Linked DNA regions of Homo sapiens: all the other regions are linked to region 1. The links are chromatin contacts, found by Hi-C or POLR2A ChIA-PET in ENCODE. All regions are on one chromosome and are shown on one strand. Each heading gives the region's core, a stretch centred on a gene start or an enhancer-like site at or near the end of the contact. The rest is flanking DNA. Distances are from core to core; before and after follow the strand shown. Region 1 holds the start of SKA3 (spindle and kinetochore associated complex subunit 3). Region 2 holds the start of CRYL1 (crystallin lambda 1). Region 3 overlaps CRYL1 (crystallin lambda 1).

What was found. A loop is a pair of places that touch in the nucleus more often than their neighbours do. ChIA-PET counts read pairs that join two places held with the same protein, here RNA polymerase II (POLR2A). Pooled maps may share reads with other maps.
Region 2: a pooled map shows a loop between it and region 1 (19-fold over the local background). The contact joins the promoter of CRYL1 here to the promoter of SKA3 in region 1. A Hi-C loop is called at or near these places in 1 of 37 single-sample maps with no recorded cell type and 9 of 50 pooled maps. POLR2A ChIA-PET finds 5 or more read pairs at or near these places in 3 of 52 experiments (HEK293, activated B cell and activated naive CD4-positive, alpha-beta T cell).
Region 3: a map of naive thymus-derived CD4-positive, alpha-beta T cell shows a loop between it and region 1 (8-fold over the local background). The contact joins the enhancer-like site here to the promoter of SKA3 in region 1. A Hi-C loop is called at or near these places in 1 of 168 maps with a recorded cell type or tissue (naive thymus-derived CD4-positive, alpha-beta T cell) and 6 of 50 pooled maps. POLR2A ChIA-PET finds 5 or more read pairs at or near these places in 4 of 52 experiments (A673, activated CD4-positive, alpha-beta T cell, activated CD8-positive, alpha-beta memory T cell and 1 more).

The regions. Positions count from the first base shown.
Region 1 is chr13:21,175,195-21,177,894 of GRCh38, reverse strand. SKA3 (spindle and kinetochore associated complex subunit 3) reads left to right here and starts at 1,343. Exons shown (of 9, transcript NM_145061.6): 1 at 1,343-1,520. The coding sequence starts at 1,418. It overlaps MRPL57 (mitochondrial ribosomal protein L57), which reads right to left and starts at 1,237. Exons shown (of 2, transcript NM_024026.5): 1 at 1,178-1,237; 2 at 1-983. The coding sequence starts at 978. The coding sequence ends at 670. RefSeq lists enhancers at 768-1,087, 1,103-1,825, 2,548-2,700.
Region 2 is chr13:20,524,479-20,527,178 of GRCh38, reverse strand. It overlaps CRYL1 (crystallin lambda 1), which reads left to right and starts at 1,322. Exons shown (of 8, transcript NM_015974.3): 1 at 1,322-1,425. The coding sequence starts at 1,385. RefSeq lists an enhancer at 807-916 and a silencer at 1,097-1,646.
Region 3 is chr13:20,475,240-20,477,939 of GRCh38, reverse strand. The region is part of intron 3 of CRYL1 (crystallin lambda 1); the gene reads left to right. Among named protein-coding and RNA genes, the nearest start is that of MIR4499, 43 kb to the right of the region's middle. RefSeq lists enhancers at 1,515-1,564, 1,635-1,834. Within about 2 kb of position 1,364, at least 9 of the 41 ENCODE cell types and tissues checked have a DNase peak (open chromatin) inside an H3K27ac peak, as active enhancers do.

The sequences.
Region 1 (2,700 bases), core at 94-2,593:
GAGGTTCAGGCGATCCTCCCACCTCAGCGTCCCAAGTAGCTGGGATTGCAAGCCTGCACCAACATACCCAGCTAATTTTTTTTGTATTAGTAGAGACGGGTTTTATCACCTTGGCCAAGCTGGTCTTGAACTCCTGACCTCAAGTGATCCGCCCGCCTTGGACTCCTAAAGTGTTGGGATTACAGGCGTGAGCCACCGCACCCGGCCTCTTTTACTTCGCTTAAATGTCCAATTTTAGTAGTAAAATCCCGGAAAATGTTTTTAGGAGTATGTTTAACTGAAAAGCTCATATTTTCTTTCATTTTTGGGCAATTCTTAAGGTAAGCAAACTAATGTTGCATGATAAAGCCCCCATCAAGTATCTCATACTTAAGCAAAGACCTCAAATCATTGTGGCTTTATTGCAGCTTTCCTTCAAAATATCATCTGTGACTGAGGAAATCCCTATCTTCCTATCAGACTAATGAAACCACAGGACAGCAATTAGACTTTTAAGTATTGGGGGTTTAGAGCTCTAGATATTCGATATGCAGACTACTCATGTTTGTTTGTTTTAATAAAGACTGGTCCAAAGGCTCATTTTCACACAAGCTACAGTTTTTCAGTTCCAGGACCAGGTAAAGATGGTCAGCTCCGTGATCCATAAAATCCAAGGGTGACGACTCAGGATTAGGACCATTTCTTGGTGACATTGAGATGGTCGAGCTGGTCCGCAATGAATCTATGCGGGGGGAACTTGGAAGTGGCGGCCGCCTTTATGGCCTCGAAGGCCTCCCTCCTGCGCACCGCGGCGTGGCCGCGCTCCTGCTCCCGGGTCATGTAGGGCATGCTCAGCCAGTAATGGTTCTCCGCCTCGATCTCCAGGCGGCGGATCATGTTCTGCTTGGCGCGCAACGACACGAACCGCGGCCGCCGGTGCTTCCCGATCCACTGACGGCCGGGAATGCGGCCGCGCCAGAGGAGCGCAGTCAGGAACATGGTGCCTGCGGAAGAGAGGGACGGGCTTTGCGGAGGCGAACTGGCGCGGCCGGACCTGGAGAGAGCAGCGGGCGCGCGCTCCAGCTCACGCCTACGGGAGTTCCCGCACCGCCTCCCCTCCAGAGAAGCGGGGAGCCCAGGTAAGGCCAGCAGGCGAAGAAGGAGCTCCCTAGAGAACCGAATTCGCACAGCTACTCACCTGCCGCGCTGCTCAAGACTCTGCGTCTCCGCGGCCGCCAGCAGACGCCGTGGCGTAAGCGCACCCGTCTCGCGGGGTCTCCTGGGGCCTCGGCGAGAGACTTCGGCTCTCGCGAGAGAGGACTGCGCCTGCGCAGAGCCGAGGACGCGTCCGGCGCCGAGATTCAAACTAGTGGCGGGAGGCTGTGAGCTGAGCGGTGGGGTCTGCGTACGCCTGGAGTCCTTCCCCGCTGTGCTCAGCATGGACCCTATCCGGAGCTTCTGCGGGAAGCTGCGGTCTCTGGCCAGCACGCTGGACTGCGAGACGGCCCGGCTGCAGCGAGCGCTGGACGGAGAGGAAAGCGGTGCGTGAGGCGGGCGGCCAGGGCACGGTGCGTGGGGTGCGCCGCGGGCGGAGGGGCGTGGCGAGTGGACGGTATGTCCCACGGGAACCGCCAGGCACTGACGGCGTGGACGGCTGCCACCGAGGCGCAGGGCGGGTGCTGCGCGTCTCACTGCTCGGCGTTTGGCGTTAGCGTAGCTCCCGGGCCTGTTTATGGTTTATTCCTAGGAACCCTTGTCGCGTGTCCGTTTTAGACCCATGTACAACCCCACGGCTCTCTTGAGATAATGAAAGTAGCACTATTACGTTATAAACAGAGACAGCAGCACTTAAGAATAAGAACCTAAATTAACAGATTGAGCTCATAATACATATACTAATTTATACGTGATATGCTTTCGTCACATACAATATGTGTGCTTGTCAGTAAAATACCATGTAAACCTAAACAGTTTCTCTTAGAATCAAGCTATTTAACGTTCTTTACACAATACTTTACACATATAGTGACTTTTTTCTCACTCACGTGGTCCACAGTTGCAGTAAACCTCTGTGTTTTTCCCGCTAAACCATGTTGCCAACACAAACACTAGTACTCAACAGTGCTGGGGTTTAAAAAAATATGTGTATATAAATAAAGCAAAATTCACCATTCCCCTTTTTATTAGAGATTTTTTAAATTGTTGAAAAAGTAGTTCAGATTTTGGAATTATTTCATAAATGTCATAATTGTAATGTGCTTTAAAATATTACACCCTGCAGACTACTTTTACTTTAATTATATAATGAATGATCTCCAGTCACTTGAAAATGTCTATTTCTGCCCGGCGCGGTGGCTCACGCCTGTAATCCTAGCACTTTGGGAGGCTGAGGCGGGCGGATCACAAGGTCAGGAGATCGAGACCATTCTGGCTAACACGGTGAAACCCCGTCTCTACTAAAAATACAAAAAATTAGCCGGGCGTGGTGGCGGGCGCCGGTAGTCCCAGCTACTCGGGAGGCTGAGGTAGGAGAATGGCGTGAACCCGGGAGGCGGAACTTGCAGTGAGCCGAGATCCGCCACTGCACTCCAGCCTCGGCGACAGAGCAAGAGTCCGTCTCAAAAAGAAAAAAAGATTTGGCCGTGCACGGTGGCACACGCCTGTAATCCCAGCATTTTGGGAGGCCGAGGTGGGTGGATCGCCCGAGGTCAGGAGTTCAAG
Region 2 (2,700 bases), core at 73-2,572, 650 kb after region 1:
TTAATTTTTTGGTAGAGACAGGGGTCTCGCTTTGTTGCCCAGGCTGGTCTTGAACTCCTGGCCTCAAGCTATTATTTACTACTCAGCTTCCCAAAGCGCTGGGATTTCAGGCATGACTTTGCAGGGAGCAGCAAACAAGCCAGTCTGCTGCCCCCATAGCCTCCGGTAGTGAGCAGTCACAGGATGCTCACTCCCTGGGTGCCTTGATTATTATATTGGCTGCCTGTGTAACTGACTACAGAAACTGCTCCATCAGAAGATGGAAGCTTTGGAGCCTTGTATTCTCAGCCAGAGCAGGCGCGGTTGCTCAGGCTAGCGGCTGTCTCAACAATGTACTGTAACATTCCCTCCAAAAAGTCCTCAACATTTAAGCTTGCCTTCTACTGTGTGTAAGTTGCATGTCCGAAACACTCCATTACGGATATGGGAATATAATCAATCCATGTGACTTAGCCAATCTGATGAGTGAGAGATGACTTATCTTCCTTGTGTTACTTTTCATTTCTCTTGAGGTTGAATACTTTACAAATATTTATCGATAATTTGTGAAACTGTTCTTTAAAAAACAAAACAAAACAAAAAAACCTAACCCCTCCCCTGAGATTTCTCTTTCCACGTTCCTGACTCAGGGGAAACAAAGGAAGACTTCCTTTTATCATCTCAGTGTTGGCTGCGGTTCCAGCTTGAGTACTGTCTCCTCTGTCTAATGACTGTGTCATTTCCCGTTCAGCTTGTGCTGTGTGGACGCACACCACTGTCAGGCAATGTGTGATGCCCCTTCCTCTTGGTCTGTTCCGGGCTCCAAGAAGGCCAGGAGTCAGGGCACGAGGGCATTTCCTTTTTCTGATACATAAACCGAGTGCAGAGTGTGCTCCGTGGAGGAATTCAGACGTGTCCTTCCGTAGCGCAGATGAACGCATCAGGTGTTCTCTTTCACTGCTGTCGCAGTCCCTGCGCCCAGTTCGCAGTTGGCGGCAGCGGCAGGCGTCTTTCAGAGACGAATTAGCAAAGGGGACATTCTCTGACAGTTTCTCTAGGGTGCTTTAGCGCTAGAGCCCGTGCCAGCCTGCCCGTGTCCCCTCCTATAGACACGGACTTCACGGTGAATGCTGACAGTCACAAGCGCGTGGTCTTCCCGCTTTCCACCCCCCGACGTGCCCCCGCGCTGGTCCTGCCCCTGCCCACGAGGGTCGGCGCGCCGTGTGTCTCCCGGTGTCTCGGGCCCGCGGCGCGCACCCCACTCAGGGACCAAGCGGCCCTCCCCGCCCTCCCGGTCCGCGCGCGCAGCCAATGGGCGCGGGACCCGCCCTCCCCGGAGCCCAGAGCTCGCAGCTCCGCCGGCGCCTGGTCCCAGCGCCCGCGGCGCCGCGTCCCCGGCCCAACCATGGCGTCCTCCGCGGCCGGCTGCGTGGTGATCGTTGGCAGGTAAAGGGCTCCGAGCCGCGCTGCTGCCCCTGGAGCCCGGGGAGACGCCGGGGACGTGGTGCCCTCGCGTGGGGCCCTCGGGGTGGGCGCCGGGTCGCTGTCCCCGCCCCGGCCTCCGGTCCTCCGAAGCCCTGCGCCCTGCGGCCCCTACGGCGCTGGCGGGCTCGGGGAGAGGCGCGGCTGGAGGGGCTTGGCAGGTGGAGGCGCCCCGCGGAGTTGGGTCTGCTTCCCGGGAGCCAGCGTTGCAGGAGGTTCCGAGGTTGACCGCCCAGGCCGCGGGGCCTGCGGTTCCTGGACTCTGTTGAATGTCGCCGCGTCTGCCCGCAGGTCCACATAGAAGTGCCAGGCACCGTGTTGAATGAAACGAATTCTGGCTGCGATCCTGCGACGACTGTGTTCTCATCCCCATTTTACGAATGAGAATACTGAGACTAAGCAGTTTACCTAAGGTCACAGGCGTTTAGTGACGGAGACAGGACTAGCCCAGCAGGGAGGGTGCCAGCGCAGTCCTGTCGGCGACGATGTCGCTGGAGGCCGCAGCAGGTGTTAGGCGAACATACACGCAGTCCTAATTCCTGGGCGAGGCGATGTTTCCAGAGGGGAGGTGGGGGCCGATGGAGCCCAGAGAGTTTGCTAAGTGTGTCCATTTAACAGCTTAAATTCTGCCCAAACTGATTTTTAGTGTGTGCTTCCCCCACCCCGCCCCCCACCCCTACGGTTACAATCCTTGCTATTTTTGTTTTTTAAAAAGGGGCATTTGTATGTACCTTTCTTTGGCCAGCTGTTAGCAGCAATCTATAAACATGTTAATACTTGCTATTGATAGTTAAAAGCACCTTTTTGGTGACTGCTGTTGAGGTGTTGGCCTGCCCCCGACTCCGCCCCCCATCAGTGTACAACCCGGTGTGGAGACCACTTCCAATGTCAGGGTGTTTCCTTCCCACTGAAGGAAGGCATCAGATTCCTTGTTGTCAGCTTTCTTTTCTCCAGAGCAGTGGAGTTAACTGTGCCTTTGTTCTTTCTGGCCCATGAGTGCCCGTGGTTGAATAGTGAAGGCATATTAAAAAGTGCACTTTGGGCCGCGCGCGGTGGCTCACCCCTGTAATCCCAGCACGTTGGGAGGCCGAGGCAGGCGGATCATCTGAGGTCGGGAGTTCGAGACCAGCCTGACCAATATGGAGAAACTCCGTCTCTACTAAAAATACAAAATTAGCCGGGCGTAGTGGCACATGCCTGTAGTCCCAGCTACTCGGGAGGCTGAGGCAGGAGAATCCT
Region 3 (2,700 bases), core at 115-2,614, 700 kb after region 1:
ATATAATATACTGTAATATATACTATAATACATATGGTAGTATTTATAGTATAGTATTATATATTATCATATAATATATATTATACTATCTATATACTATAGTATATTATATTTTAGTATAATATATAATAGAATACATAATGGAATATTATATATTATCTATTATACAATTATATATTATCTAGTATACAAAATAATATATAATATAAAAATAATTTTTTAAAATTTATTATATATATTTTTAATATATTTTTAAAAATATTTTTATATATTTAATTTTAAACATTATTAAATGATAATATGTAATATTAAATACACCATGGAGCCTGCCTGTATATATACCTACTGTGTGTCAATCTCTTACTATGGGCCAGGTCCTGTGCCGCCCATTTTATGCAAAATGACCCACTTCAGTCCTCAGGACGCCCATGTAAAGTGGGTGCTAGTATTTATTCCATGCCATGCCCGCTCTCCAACCCCAATCATTGTTGCCTGCACACCTCAGGAATATTTTTGATTGTTTTACCTACTGCTATTTCTCCAACACCTAAAACAGTGCCTAGTTTATACAAATATTATATATATATATAAATTAATTACTTAAGATTTTTAGAGTCAAGGTCTTGCTCTGCTGCCCAGGTTGGAATGTAGCTGTGTGATCATAGCTCACTGACGTCTTGAACTCCTGGGCTCAAGCGATCCTCCCACCTCAGTCTCCCGAGTAGCTAGGACTACAGGCATGTGTCACCACACCCAGGTAATTATTTGTTGCTGTTTTTGAGACGGAGTCCCGCTCTGTCGCCCAGGCTGGAGCGCGGTGGCACGATCTTGGCTCACTGCAAGCTCTGCCTCCCGGGTTCATGCCATTCTCCTGCCTCAGCCTCCCGAGTAGCTGGGACTACAGGCGCCCGCCACCACGCCCGGCTAATTTTTTGTATTTTTCGTAGAGACGGGCTTTCACCATGTTAGCCAGGATGGTCTCGATCTCCTGACCTCGTGATCCACTCGCCTCGGCCTCCCAAAGTGCTGGGATTACAGGCGTGAGCCACCGCACCCGGCCTACACCCAGGTAATTTTTTAGTAGAGTCGAGGTCTCACTGTGTTGTCCAAGCTGGTCTTGAACTCCTGGGCCTAAACAATCCTCCAGCTTGGCCTCCCAAAGTGCTGGAATTGCAGGCATAAGCTACCTCGCCCTGCTGAGCCTGCGTTTTTAAGAGGTATGAGGCATAAGCGGGAATCTGGGAGCTTCATGTTAATGAAAAGTAAGGGACACCTGCAGAACTCGGTGCTGGCCCTGCTGCATGTTTTTCTTCCGGCTTGGGCTCCCTGCTGCTCACCTAGCGGTATCAGCACGCTGGGAGCATATCTGCTGACGCAGAGCTGCCTTGCTGTGTTTATTTTCATTTGAAAGTCAATATTCAAAGACTTGTTGCCCAGTAAGTCTGTTTGAACCACTGGGGGAAATCAAAAGGTTTCTTTCAAGGGGCGGCCTTTCACCTCTTATGGGTCTGGTTGACCTGTATCAGTCCCTGCTGCCCAGCAGAGACCTTCCTGCCTTTCGTTTTTCCTTTTTTTTTTTTTTTTTGAGATGGAGTTTTGCTCTGTCACCCAGGCTGTAGTGCAGTGGCGCGATCTTGGCTCACTGCAGCCTCTGCCTCCCGGGTTCCAGTGATTCTCTTGCCTCAGCCTCCTGGTAGCTGGGATTATAGGCACATGCCACCACTCCCAGCTAATTACCTTCCTGCCTTTCAGAGGCCCTGGCGTTCAGCAAGTATCGCATTGCACATTTGTGTGTGGGAAGACACCTGGGACACTGGAGTAGCTATTTCTGTTGTTTTGGCAGAGGAGGCTGCTACTGTGGTTTCCTCTGAGAGACCTACTGTGGTTTCCTTCCTTCCTGCCGCGTGCGCAGGACCTGCCCCGGAACTGCCGTGTGCGTGGGGCAGGTGACACAGGCCAGGATGAGGCTGTGGCCTTCCTGGAGCAAGTCCACTTTCCACTGACTGAGTACACTTACACAGCCTTCCTTTAACAGGCTCTCTGCCTGTGATTTGTGGATATGTCACCGGGACTCGTCCTGCGGCCTTTTGCTTCTTGCTTTGCTCGCGTTTGAAGGCACTTGCTATCTTGCCATCCTAGTTGGTAGGTGGTGGGTGGGAATCTTCCGCTGAAAGGGTCCCTGGTTTCTCTGAGCCTGGCCAGAGCCAGTTGCACAGCATCAGGTGATTCCCCTCTGTTCCCAAGGCCTCCTGAGGCTGATATGGCTCTTCTTTAGTCTTGGCCTATGACCCGCAGCTAATGGGAACTACTGTGCATCCATCCCTTACCATGGACCAGGTCCTGTGCCACACTCTTAACACAAAATGACCCACTTCAGTCCTCACGACACCCCCGTAAAGTGGGTGCTAGTATTTATTCCATGCCATACCCACTCTCCACCCCCAATCATTTTTGCCTGCACACCTCAGGAATATTTTTGATTGCTTTATCTACTGCTGTTTTTCCAGTACCTAAAACAGTGCCTGGCATGAGGCAGGAACTTAATAAACATTTGTTGATGACTGAATGGATTATCTGTTTAGAAATGACAGGATAAAGATCTCACCCCAGAGCCCAAAGGTGGAATCAGCCTTTGGGCCAGGTCGCTTGGACTCCAGCTGGAACCTGCATGCCTGCCACCCCTGCCAGGGAGGGAGAGAC